Regions from separate parts of the Mus musculus genome. Here all the other regions are linked to region 1. Evidence: chromatin loops called from intact Hi-C (ENCODE). Cell type or tissue: left cerebral cortex. All regions are shown on one strand.

The links. Hi-C counts contacts between places; a loop is a spot of excess contacts. Peaks named below come from ENCODE experiments on the same cell type or tissue, not always from the same donor. Only the 100,000 strongest peaks of a DNase experiment are listed, where the experiment ranks them.
Region 2: a loop joins it to region 1, with 9 times the contacts of the local background. A loop is called at or near these places in 36 of 42 quality-filtered maps.
Region 3: a loop joins it to region 1, with 5 times the contacts of the local background. A loop is called at or near these places in 14 of 42 quality-filtered maps.

The regions. Positions count from the first base shown.
Region 1 is chr16:18,105,374-18,110,373 of GRCm38, forward strand. No RefSeq gene overlaps it. Among named protein-coding and RNA genes, the nearest start is that of Prodh, 19 kb to the left of the region's middle. In left cerebral cortex, a CTCF peak has its summit at 3,053 (motif pointing right); a DNase peak (open chromatin) is centred at 3,059.
Region 2 is chr16:18,209,460-18,214,459 of GRCm38, forward strand. It overlaps 4933432I09Rik (RIKEN cDNA 4933432I09 gene), which reads right to left and starts at 4,404. Exons shown (of 3, transcript NR_015575.1): 1 at 4,378-4,404; 2 at 1,621-1,739; 3 at 227-1,444. It also overlaps a transcript of Ccdc188 not described here. In left cerebral cortex, CTCF peaks have their summits at 1,448, 1,650 and 2,537 (motif pointing left); DNase peaks (open chromatin) are centred at 1,436, 2,520 and 4,453; H3K4me3 peaks cover 435 bases; H3K27ac peaks cover 2,318 bases.
Region 3 is chr16:18,170,445-18,175,444 of GRCm38, forward strand. Gm34679 (a long non-coding RNA gene) reads left to right here. Exons shown (of 4, transcript XR_875940.2): 3 at 2,308-2,498; 4 at 3,393-3,904. Among named protein-coding and RNA genes, the nearest start is that of Gm34679, 3.4 kb to the left of the region's middle. In left cerebral cortex, a CTCF peak has its summit at 2,268 (motif pointing left); DNase peaks (open chromatin) are centred at 2,268, 2,971, 3,572 and 4,461; H3K27ac peaks cover 3,969 bases.

The DNA.
Region 1 (5,000 bases):
CTATTTGGACATTTTAAAAAATGAAATCCTATCATTTGCAACAACTTGGATGAACCCGGAGAATGTTCTATTAAAGGAGATAAGCCTGGTATGGAAAGATAAATGCTGTTTGCCCCTCACACATGGAGGCTAAAAAACAGTCCCCTAGATGCAGAGAGTAGAATCATAGTTATGGGGGTGTCTGTGGGTATTAGTGGCAGCCACATTAGAAGAACTTCTGGGGTTCTATTTCACAGCAGGATGAGCAAGGTCAGCGAGACCACAACATGGCTTTCAAAATAGCTGCAAGAAAAGAGTCTAGATGTTTTTGCTGCAAAAACATGATAACTGTTTGAGCTTGTGGATATGCTAATTACCCTGATTTGATCATGACACGATATATCTAAACACCCATTATGCCCCACAAATATGCACAATAATTATGCATTGATTATAAATAAAACTTTAAAAGATCCGCAAATAGAGAGAGCCTTGCTTCGCCAGACCAACACCTGTTCCAAACACTGTTGTACCTGTCTGGCTGTAAAGCAGCAGCAGGCTTTGGTGGACGCCGACAAAGAGAGGAAGGAGGATAACATGGACGCTGCTCTAAAACCTCAACACCATCAAGAAGTCAGAGTGGAAACAGGCATGGTGGCGCACGCCTTTAATCCCAACACTTGGGAGGCAGAGGCAGCGAATTTCTGAGTTTGGGGCCAGCCTGGTCTACTGAGTGAGTTCCAGGACAGCCAGAGCTACACAGAGAAACCCTGTCTCGAAAAACAAAAGATGGAGGAGGAGGAGGAGGAGGAGGAGGAGGAGGAGGAGGAGGAGGAGGAGGAGGAGGAGGAGGAGGAGGAGGAGGAGAGTGGGCTGGAGAGATGCCTCAGTGGTTAAGGGCACTGACTGCTTTTCCAGAGGTCCTGAGTTCAATTCCCAGCAACCACATGATGGCTCACAACCATCTGTAATGTGATCTGATGCCTTCTTCTGGCATGCAGGTATGCATGCAGATAGAACACTCGTATATGTAAAAATAAATAAATCCTAAAAAGAAACGGAACAAGAAGAAAAACAAAACCAGAAAGAAGCCACATAGAATGTTGGGCATATTTCTCCTCAGCCTCCTTCCCTGGGCCCATGCATGCACATGTATGGAAGCCCTCAAGGGAGGGTTGTTGGCCCAGGCCATGCTTGTGAGTCATATGCACATCCACCTCTAGGAAAAAGAGACATGCACACACAATAGAGGGAGGGCACTGTCACTTTGAACCCTTCTGTATGACCCCAATCACTGTGCATGACCTCCATGTCTGCATTTGCCCAGGGCCTTACCTGTCTGTCACCTGCCATGTCCTCTTTCTTCTTTCTTTCCTTGGAATTCTCACTTGTCCTGTTTTTATATCACTGGTGTTCCAAATCAGCATTCACCCATATCTCCACAGGGGCCTAAATATCCCAGAATAAGCCTGGAACAGCTCCAAGTGCCAGGTGCTGGACAGGCTATATCAGGGACATGGCTCTCCATTTGCTGAGGGGCCCTGGGGCAAATTAGGAAACTTTAGTAGCCTTCTCCACAATCCTGCAAGGGATGGTGGAGCAGCAACAATTGGGAGATGCCCTGACATGTGCCCTAACATGAGAGAAAAAAGGGGAGAGGGGGAGAGATAGAGGGACAGAGAGAGGGAGGCAGGGAGGTAGTCAAGCTTGGGAGAGCCTGTTTCTGTTCAACAGATCTACTGACCCACAGTGTCCTCCTCTGGCACCCTGTATGGCCTCCTACCCATGAAGAACAAACAGCCCAGCCTTCACTCAGGCCCAGCCACTGCTCTGTGCAGACACCAGGATGCTGTGAGCAGCAGCAATCTGGGCCAGGTGGACAGCCCTGCAAGTTGGGGTCATCAGTCTCACACAAACTGGTGGAGAGTTGTACCCATATTATTATGACAGTAATGATGGCTCAGTGACAGTAGTCACCATTCACTGAGTGCTTTGCCAGCATGGCATGATGCTAGTCTCCAAGGGAGTCTCCAAGGAGGTCTCAGTTATGCGTTGTTCTCAGCAGGTGTGAGCATGGGGAATACAGGACTTTCTCCAGTATACACTGGGCCAAGGAGGCCAGCGTACAGACAGGTCTTTCCTATCCTGGTCTACCAGGTTCCAGCCTCCCCAGTCCTATGGCCTCAAGAGTCCTGCAGCCCCCTACTCCCAGCCTTCCCAGCCTCCATAAATCCTGTGACCTACTCTGGGCCTCAGCTCTCCTAAGTCCCTAACCCTCTCTCAACCCCTATCTCCCCACATCCCACCCCTGCTCTGGTTCTAGCCTCCTTGGATCCCCACTCTAGGAGTGTCACTTGTGAACAGGGCCCCCGACTACAACCTCGAGTAAGGTCTAGGCTTCAGTTCGGCCTGATATATTCCTGGTGTTGGCCTCACTTTAAGTACATCCCTGTGTCCCGCCCGCAGCTGAGGCTGCGCAGCTTGAACTGTACTGAACGACAAGATGAATGGAATCCATTTTTATGTCCAGAGATCTCTGACACACTGGGTGAGCATGTTGTGAAAGGACCTCCCTCCGGCAGTTGAAGGGCAGGAGACAAGGAAGGGGTTTTTTTGTTTTGTTTTGTTTTGTTTTGTCTTGGTTTTGTTGTTGTTGTTGTTGTTGTTGGTGGTGGTGGTGGTGGTGGTGGTGGTGGTGGGTGGGGCTTGTCTTTGGTATCACCTCAGACTCCTGAAGTTATTACAATGGGAACCTCTTTGCGGACTCAGTGGGGTTTCCTGTCTCAAAAAAAAAAAAAAACTCCCCATGCAGGGCACTATCCTGCCTTGGTTGCTCCCCACTGGGGAAGGAATGAAGCTCCTACCACCAACTGCTAACCTTGGGTGGCAGCTGAGCCTCTGGCCCTCTCTCATCTGCAGCCACTGGAGACCACAAAGCTGCCCACTAGGCCCTTCTGGCCGGGCAAGGCTAGATACAGGCATTAGCCTAGGCTCTTGACCTTTAGATAACATCAGATGGGTCAACCCTGATATTGGGCAATCCCACAGATGACCAGGCCTGAAGTGACAGAGATGGCCAGCAGAGAGCAGCAGTAAGCCACGGACCCATCAGCTCCTGTCTATCTGAGCAGCTCTGTCACTGACCCTGGAACTTGGTCCCAAGTCTAGGATGCCTTAGACTCTGGTCCAGCTGGTACAGAGGAGTATCAAGCCTCACACTCCAATACCTACTCCAGTAGCAGTACCTTCTCACTGCTTTCTAAACTCCTGGCTGGTTCAGAGTTCCATGTGGGCTCTCCGGCACCCTCAGGTCACTTTAAGTACAGGTGAGCTCCAGGGCTCAGCCCCAACCTTCCCAAACACGTATCCCCCACAGTGTGTAGCATGAGACCTGGATGGCAACATGTGTGCAGGTCACAGCATGACTCCTCCAGTGTGGTGGTGTGGTGCAAGCCTTTAGGCCACCTTCCCCCTGGGGCCCTTATAGGGTGGGCACTCCCCCATGTTACCTTGAACTCAGGATCATGAACACTGTGGCCTGAGCTCTCGCTGTTACCCAGAGATGAGGATCTCACTCTGATACAAGCTTCCTTCCCATTGGCCTCCAGGATGAGGTCTCGCAATCTGTCACTGAGACCTCCCATAAGCCATTGTCCATTGTTCTCTGTATAACAAGTCCTTGCTCCGGACTGATCACACCTCAGCCCTGCTCCCTCACCCAGACCCACACACTCTGGCTAGAGCACACACACCCAATCCTCACCACTGGCCATACTCGCGCCCCTGTGACTCTGCCTGTTTCTACCTTTCCCAACAACCTCCTACACTGAAGACCTTAACTGTCCCATTCCCAGACTTCTTTTCTTAGTTAGGGTTTCTGTTGCTGTGATGAAACACCATGACCATAAGCAACTTAGGGAGGAAAGAGTTTATTTCACTTACACTTCTACATCATAGTGTATTTTCAGAGGAAACCAGGGCAGGACCTCAAGGCAGAAACACAGAGGCAGGAGCTGATGCAGAGGCCATGGAGGAATGCTGCTTACTGCCTTGCTCCCCATGGCTTGCTCAGCCTGCTTTCTTATATTATCCAGGACCATGGAGAGTGCCCTGGTGACCCATGTCTCCCAACATCAATCATAAATACAAAAGAAAGGAAGGAAGAAGAAAATAAAGCAAAACAAAATGTTCCTCTGGTTTTCCAACAGGCTGTGGGGATATTTTCTCAGCTGAGGGTCCCCCCTCTTCTCACATGGCTCTAGCTTTTGTCAAGTTGAAAAGAGACTAACCAGAACACTTCTGGAACTCCATGCTGCACTGAAAACCCGACCTGCTCCCTACTCTGCCTGGCTCCCTTACTTGCAGTGTCCGGTCCTGTCCAGGCCTGGAGAGCTTGGTGCATAGTGTAGAGCCCAGGCCAGGAAGGTTGCAGCACAAGGATATTGGAGCACAGGGGTGGCTGATGGACAACTAGGGAAAAAGATAGTTGGGGGTTACCCAGAGATGTGCCTGACCCATGGGAGGTATGGTCAAGGAAACTTTGAAGAGCAGAGCTGAACCCTGAAAAATGTGCTCCTGAAACCCACTATGCAGGCTCTTCCCATGAGTTACTTCACTTAGTTCTGTTGCTTAGAGACACTGATGTGTCATAGCTCACTTCTAACCCCAGTCCAAAGTGTCTTCCTGCTTCCATGGGGCACTGAGGCAACTTCCTAGAACCACTGCTATTTTGTCTCAAGAATGCTCACACCCCCACTCTAGGGCTCTACTCCTATCCCCTGATGCTCCCAACCCCAGACATGCCCTCTGCTGAGCACAGGCCACGTTCCTTTCAGTCTGGGAATTCTTGTTTGGGTGATGCAGTCAGCTGCGTCTACTTGCCTCCCTCTGGCTGCCCCACTCCAGAGAAACCCACATAGGGAAGTTTTGCTTGCCTCAAAGACCCAGGCTTGAAGCCAGAGCTTCATAGCTTATTCTGCATATCTTATTCCCAAGCTACACCAATCTCCTGACCCAGGGCT
Region 2 (5,000 bases), 100 kb after region 1:
AGGCCCCAGAAGATAGATGACTGAAGTTCTCCAGAGGTGGGGTCACTGGCAGGTGGGGAGTACATTGGGGTACTTTGGCTCCACTGGTCTATAGATATTGTCCTTCTGGTCCCTAATCACCAGCCTGCACCATCCTCCCTCCAAGATTGGTACCATCTTCCAGCCTATCATTAAAAATCGTTTCCTTGATTACCAGGGTAACAATGAAAACAGGTAATTGAATCTTCAAGAAATTACCATTTTTATAACTCGTGCCTAGTTCCTGAGATAAATTAAACATCTCTCTCATATTGCAAGCAGCTTCTGGCACACGAACGGGGGACTGATAGTGCCCTTTATCTCTGATACAGGCTTCAGTGAGAAGATGCAGCTGGGAGGCCTGGTGGCTTCTCCTGGCTAGCCTGTGTGGTGAGGCAGCCACCAGCCAGCCATAGGGTTGGTGGGTTGTGGGGTCGCTAGCTCCTCAGCTGCCTGGTTGGGTGAGGTTGTGGGGGGCAGCAGGAAGACCATTGTATCCCATGCTCCCTCCAAAACACAAGGCCTCTGGCCCAAAAGCTTTCTAGGGAGTATGGGCCAGGGATGTGAAAGAAGTGAGGCTGGGGATCCAGGCAGAGGTGGGAGCCGCAGGCAGGAAGGCAGTATGTTAAGGAGGGCAGTTGAGCAAGATGTGGTTGAGTGCTGATGAATGGGACCAGAAAACAGGGACCGAGAAGGTGGAACAGGGTCACACACAGCATAACAAGACCAGAATTTACTCTTATACCCTCCCTTTGGTTAAAGGCAGCCAGGCCCACCTGGCCCAGATATCTCCAAGTCAGGCAGCTGAGAGACTGCTGGGGGTGCTGCCACAGCTCGAGAGGCTGCTGAGGGTGCTCCCACTGCCTGAGAGGCTGCTGAGGGTGCTCCCACTGCCTGAGAGGCTGCTGAGGGTGCTCCCACTGCCTGAGAGGCTGCTGAGGGTGCTCCCACTGCCTGAGAGGCTGCTGAGGGTGCTCCCACTCAGGAGTGGCCAGGTGAACTGGGTAGGAGTGAGGAAGTGAGTGCTTAGCGATGGAAGGAGTCTGTAGGATTGTTGAGAGAGCTTGCAGCAGTGGTGGGCACTGTGTTGGCAGGTAAACTCACACTGGCTGAGGGAAGAGAGGCTGTAGGCTCCAGACTCAGGGATAACTTCTATTCACTTGCCAGCTGTGCTCAACAGAACCAGCTTTAAACAGGGGCGCATAGAGAGAAGTCCCCCCTGCCCCAGAGGCAAGAGAGGAGGTCAGGGCCATAGCATGGACAGGTGATTTGCTATCTAGATGGGAGGAAGGGTGGCTTTCAGAGCAGTCTCCCATCTTGACATCTACACAGATCCTCAAAGGTTGGAGTCACCAGGAGCATGGAGCTCTAGCAAGGCTGTTCTTCCTCCTTTATAGTGGGCAGGGAGGCCTTCAGACAGCACCGTCTGGTGGAAGAGATGGGAAGTGCAATAGGGAGTTACCATATGGGCAGCATTCTGAGGAGCCGGGTGTACCACGCCAGCAAATGTCCGACACGCCACCCCCCCCCCCAGCTCCCCATCGCCCTCTCTTTACTCAGGACTTCCTCATCTTGACAAAGCTCTGTCATCCAAAGACTCACCTGGAGGCTCTGAAGGAGTCTTATGACAGCGTGCATCCTGTCCACTTCCTGTCACTGACACTACACTGGGATGAGGATCCATGGCAGCACCACATCATAGCACACAGATAGACTAGAGTCTGTGGATGAGAGGGACATTCTACTTGGGTATGAAGACGGGCTTATCTTACACTCCCACTCCATCCCAGAAGGGCACAGCCCAGACTGTTGGCCCTGCCCTATGGATTGGGGTTGAACCTTGCCCAGAGCCTGAAGACATCAACCAAGCCCTAGTCACCTGGGCTGAGAGGGCCAAGGCTGAAAGTTCTGATAAAATGCAGGAAAATGTCAGGCTAGGCTCGGGGCTCTACACTAGACCTTCTCCTTCTCCAATGTGTCGAAGACCTGGTATTACAGCAGTCACACATGCTGGCTGGGACCATCCTGCCTGCCCTGATCACATAGCTCTGGGACTCCCTATCCTACTGGTGAGTGCCTGTGACAGACGTGGGTCAATCCAGAGCTGCCCATAGGACAGATGGAATACCGCTGTACAGTGCTGGGAAAGTCTAGGATAATTTGCTTCAAACTAAGCTTTCCTCCCAGAGCTTTGACCTCTGGAGTTGAGAATTCCCAGAAGACCTCAAGGACCCAGCCCACCTAGTGCCCTCTTTGCGGGGATAAGACACAGAGACAGGATCTCACTGTGCTAAGCAATAAAAAAAGGAGCGCCCTCAAACCAGTGAGAGCTGTGACCACATGGCTACCCGTCATGGAAACCACAGATCCAAGTGGGGGTGGATGCTTTGTGTCTGATCTGTCCGTGGCACAAGTTTCTGCCTGGCAGACTCTTCAATTTCTTCCTAGCCTGTCGACCCTGGGTGCTGGCTCCCACCCAAGTATCTGTGCCTGGTGCAGGGTTGAGGCACCATCTGGTGGCAAGTCTGGGAACTGCAGTCTACTCCTGCTCTGCCTGCCATCAGCATCGAAGCCAGGAGCCAGCTTTTGGCAGCTTAAAGTGATCTCTCTCATTTGTTCACAGTCCCACTTTAACCTGAGGGTCTTTATGTCATCAGGATACAGAAATAGGCCTTTGGAGTTTATAGCCTGGCACTGTTGCCTGCGCTGACAGGTAGGCCAGTATCTATCAAGAGTGGGGTCAGATAGAATACAACAGGAAAGATAAGAACCCAGGTTCTAGCCCCAGTAAGGTGAACTGGTACTGACCGCCAGGCAGCCCATTCATGCTGACTTTCTGGACACCACTGTCCATCTGGAAGTAACAAGAGACGAGATCTGACTCCTAAGAAAGGAGAGGGTCCTCAGCTTGGGCAGGGGTGCTTACGCTCAGCAGCCTAGTGGAGCACAGCATGGCGGTCAGCAGGCCACCTCCCAGTACAAGGCCTCAGAGCCCCCGACATCCTGAAATGATGGCTGTCTACTGGGACTGTGTCTTTCACAAGGGTTGTCTTTAGCACTCTTACTGTCTTTCTGACTGTTAAAGTTAAAAATACGAGTGGCCAAGAGCACTGACCGCTCTTCCAGAGGCCATGACTTCAAATCCCAGCAACCACACAGTGGCTCACAACCATCTCCAATGGGATCCAGTGCCCTCTTCTGGTGTGTCTAAAGACAGCTACAGTGTACTCACATAAAATAGATAAATCATTTTTTAAAAAAAATATGAGCAGTGGCTTCCAGAGAGTGACCACAGAAGAGAGGAGCAAACAGCCTGTCACCACATACATTCTAGGAGCAGAAAGTCCATGTCCAGTACTGAGCGCCCCATGGGTGTGCCTTTCCTCCAAGAGCTTCAACCTCTGGAGCTGGGAATTCCTAGAAGACCTCAAGGACCCAGCCCACCTAGTGCCCTCTTTGTGGGGATAAGACATGGAGACAGGATTTTACTGTGCATCCTAGGTTGGCCTCAAACTCATGGCAATCCTCCTGCTCTAGCCTTACAAAATCCTGATACACACAAGCATGAAGTAGCATGCCTAGCTCTGAGACCTTCTTTTGCCCACACCATGGTCTCAGGACCCTGCTTGCTCTGCACTCCCCACTCCCTGCAGACTGGAGAAGGCCGAGAAGGTCACACAGCTCTCAGAAACTCATGTCTACTTTGCCAGGAACAGAGAGGCCTAGCAGCCCCTACCTTCTGGCCCTGGGGTGACTTCATCACACAGACCACTTCATCCCTCATCTGCCCCTCTGCCACCTGGAAGGTCACAGGCTGTGACTCAGAGCCAAGTGTCATCTTGCCTCTCTAACAGAGCAAAGGAGAGTTCATGCCTAGGCCATACCCTAGGTCCTGGGTAGGAGATGAAAGGACTGGGCAGAGTCCTGGATGACAGGGTAATAATCCCAAGGCCACTCCAGGAATGCCTGTGAAACCCCAGACACATTCATCCAGGTTCTGTAGGATCCTCTAGTCCTACGCAGGGTGCTTTGGGGCTGCAAGTGGAGAACAGACTAGGTGGGTAAGGGCCAGAAGCCCAGGTTAAAAATACAGAAATGAGAATCTCTCATGGGTGTGGCTGGCTCTATGACTCTGAGTTCTACTCAGGCCCTGTAATGAGCATGGGTCATTGAGTGTCAAGGCCATAGTAAGGAGAGTAGAATCTGCCCATTTAGCCCCTGACTTCATCTCAGGCCAGCTGTAGGCAAGCGGCTCTGGATAACATAGCCTGTCCTCTCTCCTCTCCTCAGCATCCCCTAGGCACCAGCCGGGCTGGGGGGAAGGGTGGTGTGAGTGTGTCTGGATAGCTAGCCCCTTACCACCACTTCAGGCTCCTCAAGGCCATCTGGGTGTCATGGCAACATGGGCAGGAAGCGGCTGCCATGGCAACTGGTGTCCAGGGAAATGCGCTGCCTAGCAACAGGGGCTAGGGCCACTCTAGCTCCTCACAGCACACTCTAGTGTCCCACACTCTCTGTGTGTCTTCGAGTCTGCATCATCCTAGCACTCCCACCCAGTGCAGCCTCGGGGCTCCACACAGACCCTCACCCAACCCAACACACCAATCTGTAGGGTATTTAACATGCTAGCACAGCTCATGCTCATGCGGAACCAGCTACACGGCAGACCTGGGGCTCTTCTCTCCTACTAGACTCCCTCACCTCTCAGGACTCTCTGGAGATCAAGAGCATACAAGGACCGTGGAAAAGGGGGAGGCGTCTTCGGGGCTGTCTGAAAGAAACCAGCCTTCCAGATAGGGCACAGCCCAACAAAGGTAAGGTGATCAGAGAACATTGGGTTTCGGGTTAAGGTAGGCACCTAAGGTCTCAGAACATATGAGCACCTGAAGTGCCCTCAGTCCTTCCACGGCTGCTCAGTAACTGTAGCCCACGCTGAGCACTTGGAGCTGTGACCTGAGGATCCTAGCCTGCAGCCTTTGTGT
Region 3 (5,000 bases), 65 kb after region 1:
AGACCAACAGTAAGGCTGGGGCCAGCAACAAGACAAGAATGTGCAGTTGAAGTTTGGGGATGGGCCAGCTGGGCAGTGGTAACCCAGCCCTGCTCCCGGCCCATGGCTTCTCAGAGGATTTTTGGTACTCAGTCCTTGGTGGAGGGGCATTTATAGCAGGTGGGACATTTGGAATCAGCCCCCCATGTGGGAGGAGCCCAGCTGGGAAGGCAGAGCCTGGGATAGCTCTTGGAGATACGGAGTCTGGGTAGATATCAGCAAGGAATCAAGGGAGCTAGAGTGGTCCTAGCTTAGAATCTCATGCAGGACCAACTCCTAGACAGACCCAAAGTCTGAGGCCTGAGCCTGTGTTCAGAAGCATTTGGGCTCTAATGTGGTCATCAATTGTCATGGATGTTATCGACACAGGCAAGGCTTACCCAATCACACACACGGACTTCTGGCCAGCCCCCATAGCAGTACCGGTACCGCACAGGCGGGACTCCAAGCTGATTTCAGTGGGAGGTGCACCTCCTCCGAGACCCCTGTAGTCCAGGTAGTGGCACTGAGTGTCATTCAGATCCCTGACTCAGATCTAGATCTCATGCCTCCAGAGAGCACCCATGGGTGCTGAAGCAGCTTGGACCTCAGCTAGCGAAGGCTTCCCCCAGCCCTGCCTGCCCTCAGTGCCACTGTCATACGTGTGTGTGACTGTGTGTGCAGCTGTAACACATTCATGTGTATAGATGTACGTGACACATTTGTGTTTGGTGTGTGCGCATTGCATATGGGTGTGTATGAAGCATGTCTGTGCACATGCACTTCTGCCTGTAGGTGGAGGTTTCCCCAAGGATGGACCGAAGAAGGACATTGTGCTTGAAACCTTGCGTCATCTTGTGTGAGAACTGACTGCCAAGTGGGCAGGGCCAAGGCTGACCCTCCACCAAATCTGTGCCCAGAGCAGGTTTTCAGGAAACCAAAGGCAGGGAGTACCCCAAGTCTAGGCACAAAGGATGAGCCTTTGTTTCATGAGCAACAGCGAGAGCCAAGACCCCCTAGGACTGGACCTGGCTTTAGAGCTGCCAGCTCAGCAGGGAAGTGTAGCCAGAGAAGTGTGTGCCTGCTAAGGACTAAGGCAGTAGGTAACCCTGGGCCTGGAGAACACATGCATCTCCTGCCCCAGGTGGAGCTCCATTTAACAAGGAGAAACTGAGGCTCTGGCCAAGACTTCAAGAATTTCAGCTTGTCTCTGGAAGGTGTACTTAGTGACCACAGTGGGAATGCTGACACTGAATCTCCAGTGAGGACCAGAGGGCCCGGAGGACCCTTGCCCACAGCAATGTTTAAGGCATGATGCTTGTTCCGCATGAAGATGAGCGGGGAGACACCAAAGGGGGTTTTATGGGAAGAAATCTAAGTGTGGTGCATGGTATGGCCCTGGCAGGGTCATGTCTCCCCTTGCCCCTTTTATGTGAGACTTCAGCCGCTCTGTGTGGGAGGTCCTGTTATGCTTGTCTCTATCTCTGCCCTGCCCCTTCACACTCCTCTTGTGAATGAAGAGATGAGCTCCTGTCACCTAGGCCCACGTGGGAAAGGAAAAGCTGTCAGTTCCTTGATCCCTGTCATGTCTCTTGTTCACCTCATCCTGCTAGGGCTCTCTGGGGAAAAAAATATCCTTCTAGCGGAGAAGGGTCAGGTGAGTGAGGAGGGGGTCCATCGGAAGCAGAAGCCTTACACAGGAACAGAGGCTGCCATCGTGAGGAGCCTGGGCACCCTACCACAGCTGGGCTCAGGGAGAACAGGGGCAGGGAGAAACCAAGACAGAGAGGGAACATGCATCAGGTCTATAGGGGCTCTGAGAAGATGTAACATGTGCCAAATTCCTGCCATCCTGGTTCCATGAGAGGGTACCACAGCCCATCCAAGGCTCCCAGCCTCCTCTGTTCCTTATTATGTGTCAGAGTCCACAGGTCATGCTGTGGCCACGTCTATACTGTCCTAACCAGAAAAGATCTTTTGCCATTCACACAGAGTCTGGGCCCCAGGGATAGGTCATGGGAAACTGTTAGGGCTCAAATCATATGATTTTCCACAGCTGAGCCCATAGCCCATGCCTACCTTCGACACTATGTGCCTCAGTTTACCCTCTCTTCCTCTTAGAGCCTGTGAGCAAATGGACAAGAGATGATCTAATCTAGAATTTGCTCCATTTTCCTGGGGCTGGGGGCACCCTTCCCATAAAGCTGTCACTGTAGCGTTGCCATCCCCAACAGCAGTGCGCCCCCTGGTGGAGATGTGATAAGCCAAACAACATCCTGTTTCTTCAAGGTGTTTGATGCGAAGTCAAACTGAGTCTCATTCAGTCTTGCTGCCCAAGCGTTCCTGTTGTGTTCTCTATGGATTGCTGTGCGTGTTCCTGCTGTCCTTCCTGTTTGTTCTCCTGAGATTTGGGGGCAGAGCTGCACGAGTGCTGGTTTGTGAACGTATTGGACGTCAAGCTCATGGGCCTGAGCTGCACTGTAAGATACACACTCCTTTCCACTGTTAGACTATACAAGGAGGAATGCTGGGCTTCAGACCTATCTGGGCTAAGGCCTAGCCTGGATGCCCCAGTGCACATAGTTTAAGTCCCTCAGACAAAAGCCCTGTCCTGTAGTTGTTACAGACCCAGCTGGGCACAAAGGTGCTGCTTGGATCTGGGATGGGCTATTAGGAGACTCTGACAGAAGTTCTGATTCCCCTGGAGACCCTGCCCTTGCCCATCCCAGACTAGAGGTGGCTCTCTGAGTGACAGCAATTAGTGCCAAGGCTGGCAATGAGGAGCCTGCACACACCCCCAAAGCACCTGACATTGCACAGCTCTGGGGGCTGGGGGAGGGCGCTGTGCTCTGGCTGTGGCTAAGGCGCCTGGAATCATCTTCTTTTTGCTGTAAAAATGGAAACATCCCCTATGTGAGACACAAGCTGGCGAGGAGAACGCCACTGTGAAATCACACCCACAGCAGGGCGGGAGGTGGCTGGGGTGCTGGGCCTGCCAGGAAAGGAGGGCCTTGCGCACAAGGCGGGGAGGGGTGCAGGGGCGAGGTGCAGTCCCTCAGCCAGACAACCCCACTAGAACATGGGCCAAGCCCTCCCTGCCTTGATCCCCTCTTTTCCCAAAACAGCAACAGAGCTGGCTACATCCGGCTTCCCACTCCCACCCAGAGATGCTGGAATAGCTGTAAGGGGGGTGGATTGGGGTGCAGTGCCGGGGGCTGTCTAAGTCGAAGAGAGACAACAGTTCTCCTCAATGGAAAGGCATCAGGGGCATGGCTAGGTGGGCCCAGACTTTTGCTGTCAGGAAGGGTAAGATGTTTCTCTAGAAGTTACAATCCTCCCCACCCTCTATCGCCCCCACCCTTACATTCTTTCAGGCTGCCATGGGAGATGCCTCAGTACCAAATATCCAAGCCTCATGCACACAGGATCCCGATGTGTCATCCACTTCTCCCAACAATCAAACTAGCTCGGGACTGCCCATCCCCGCTGGAGATCAAACTTGCCCTGTTTTCCTGGCTGGGGCCCTCCTCCTAGGCACTGCTCAGCCGCAGCTCGGCACATTGGATCTGAAATCTTCATGGAACTGCAAACAGCCCTGCACACCCACGGGTGTGAGGAACACGTGCCGTGCATGTGAAACACCAGCATCCTGTGAGCTGTTCTCACCTCCAGGCTTACAAGGACACAGCACAGAGCCCACGTGCTGTGGCTACAGTGGACACCGACCAGCAGAGAGGTCAGGGCCTGCAGAAGATTATGGTTGCAAATTCTGTGGGGTGCATTTCATAAGCAACATGTAATTTTCACTCCGGTTACTGACTCAGTAAAGTTGCAGGCTACCATAAAGTATCTTGTCCTCTACCCCCAGAGCTCCAGTCTAGTCCCTGAGCTAGGAATGACCTTTCCAGAATGTCCAAGATTCCAGTCTGAGGACCTTGCCTGACTGCCCTGGATAGAGGTATATATAAAGAGGCCATGAATTTGAGAAAGAAGGTGGAATATATGGGGAAGCAGAAGCGAGGAAAGGGAGGGGGAAATGATGTAATTATATCATAATTTAAAAAAATAAAAAACTGCCCCGGGTTCAGCAAGCATTCCCAGGCCAACTGCACAGAGCCAACGGTAGAGCTTCTTCGCTGCTAAGCCCACACACCTTCACAAATGTGCACATTCAAATATCTGCACACACACATAACACTCAGATACATGTCCCCACATGTGCACAAGCACTCAACATATGCTCATGCAGTTGCGTGATCATATACACTTGTGTGTCCATCAAAGTATGTATCTCCTAACACACTCTCACAGATACACCTGTAATTTCACCCTGGTACACTCACGATACACGGACTGCCCACTCACATGCTCTCCTGGTTACTCACATTCACTCATAAGACCACTCATATGCTTTCACATGACTACCCCACCTTCTCACACACCCACATATGTACCAGCACTAACAGTCACACATACGCATACTCACAATTCTCGCACTCACGCGTACTTGCACATTCTGTTTTCTCATTTGCACAGATCCCTCGCTGACATTCAGAGGCCATGCCCTTGCCTGTTGCTGCTGCCAAACGCCTCCTCCTACAAGGTCAGGCCACTGCTCTGGACCCTTCCCTGCACCCTATGATACAAACCTGCTTTACTATCTAAAGGACCCTTGAGCTGATCCAAGAACAGGAGGAAGATAGCTGACCAGTGTTCTGCTCTGCTGCCTAGTTACCCAATGCTGCAGCGACTGGGCTCCAAGGAGCTGGGCCCTCAGCAGCCCTCCCTTGCTGGGGCCCCAGTGGAGTGGGACATGGAGGTGGACATGGAGTGGGAGTCATGGAGGACAGCCACACAGCAACGGGAACCAGAGCTTGGGGTCTGGCTGGTCCTGAGCACATTTTTGGTTCAGGAGGATGACAAGACACAAGCTAGAAAGGTTTCAAGGTGGGTTCTACTGTGGAAGGAAAGAAATAAGCCAG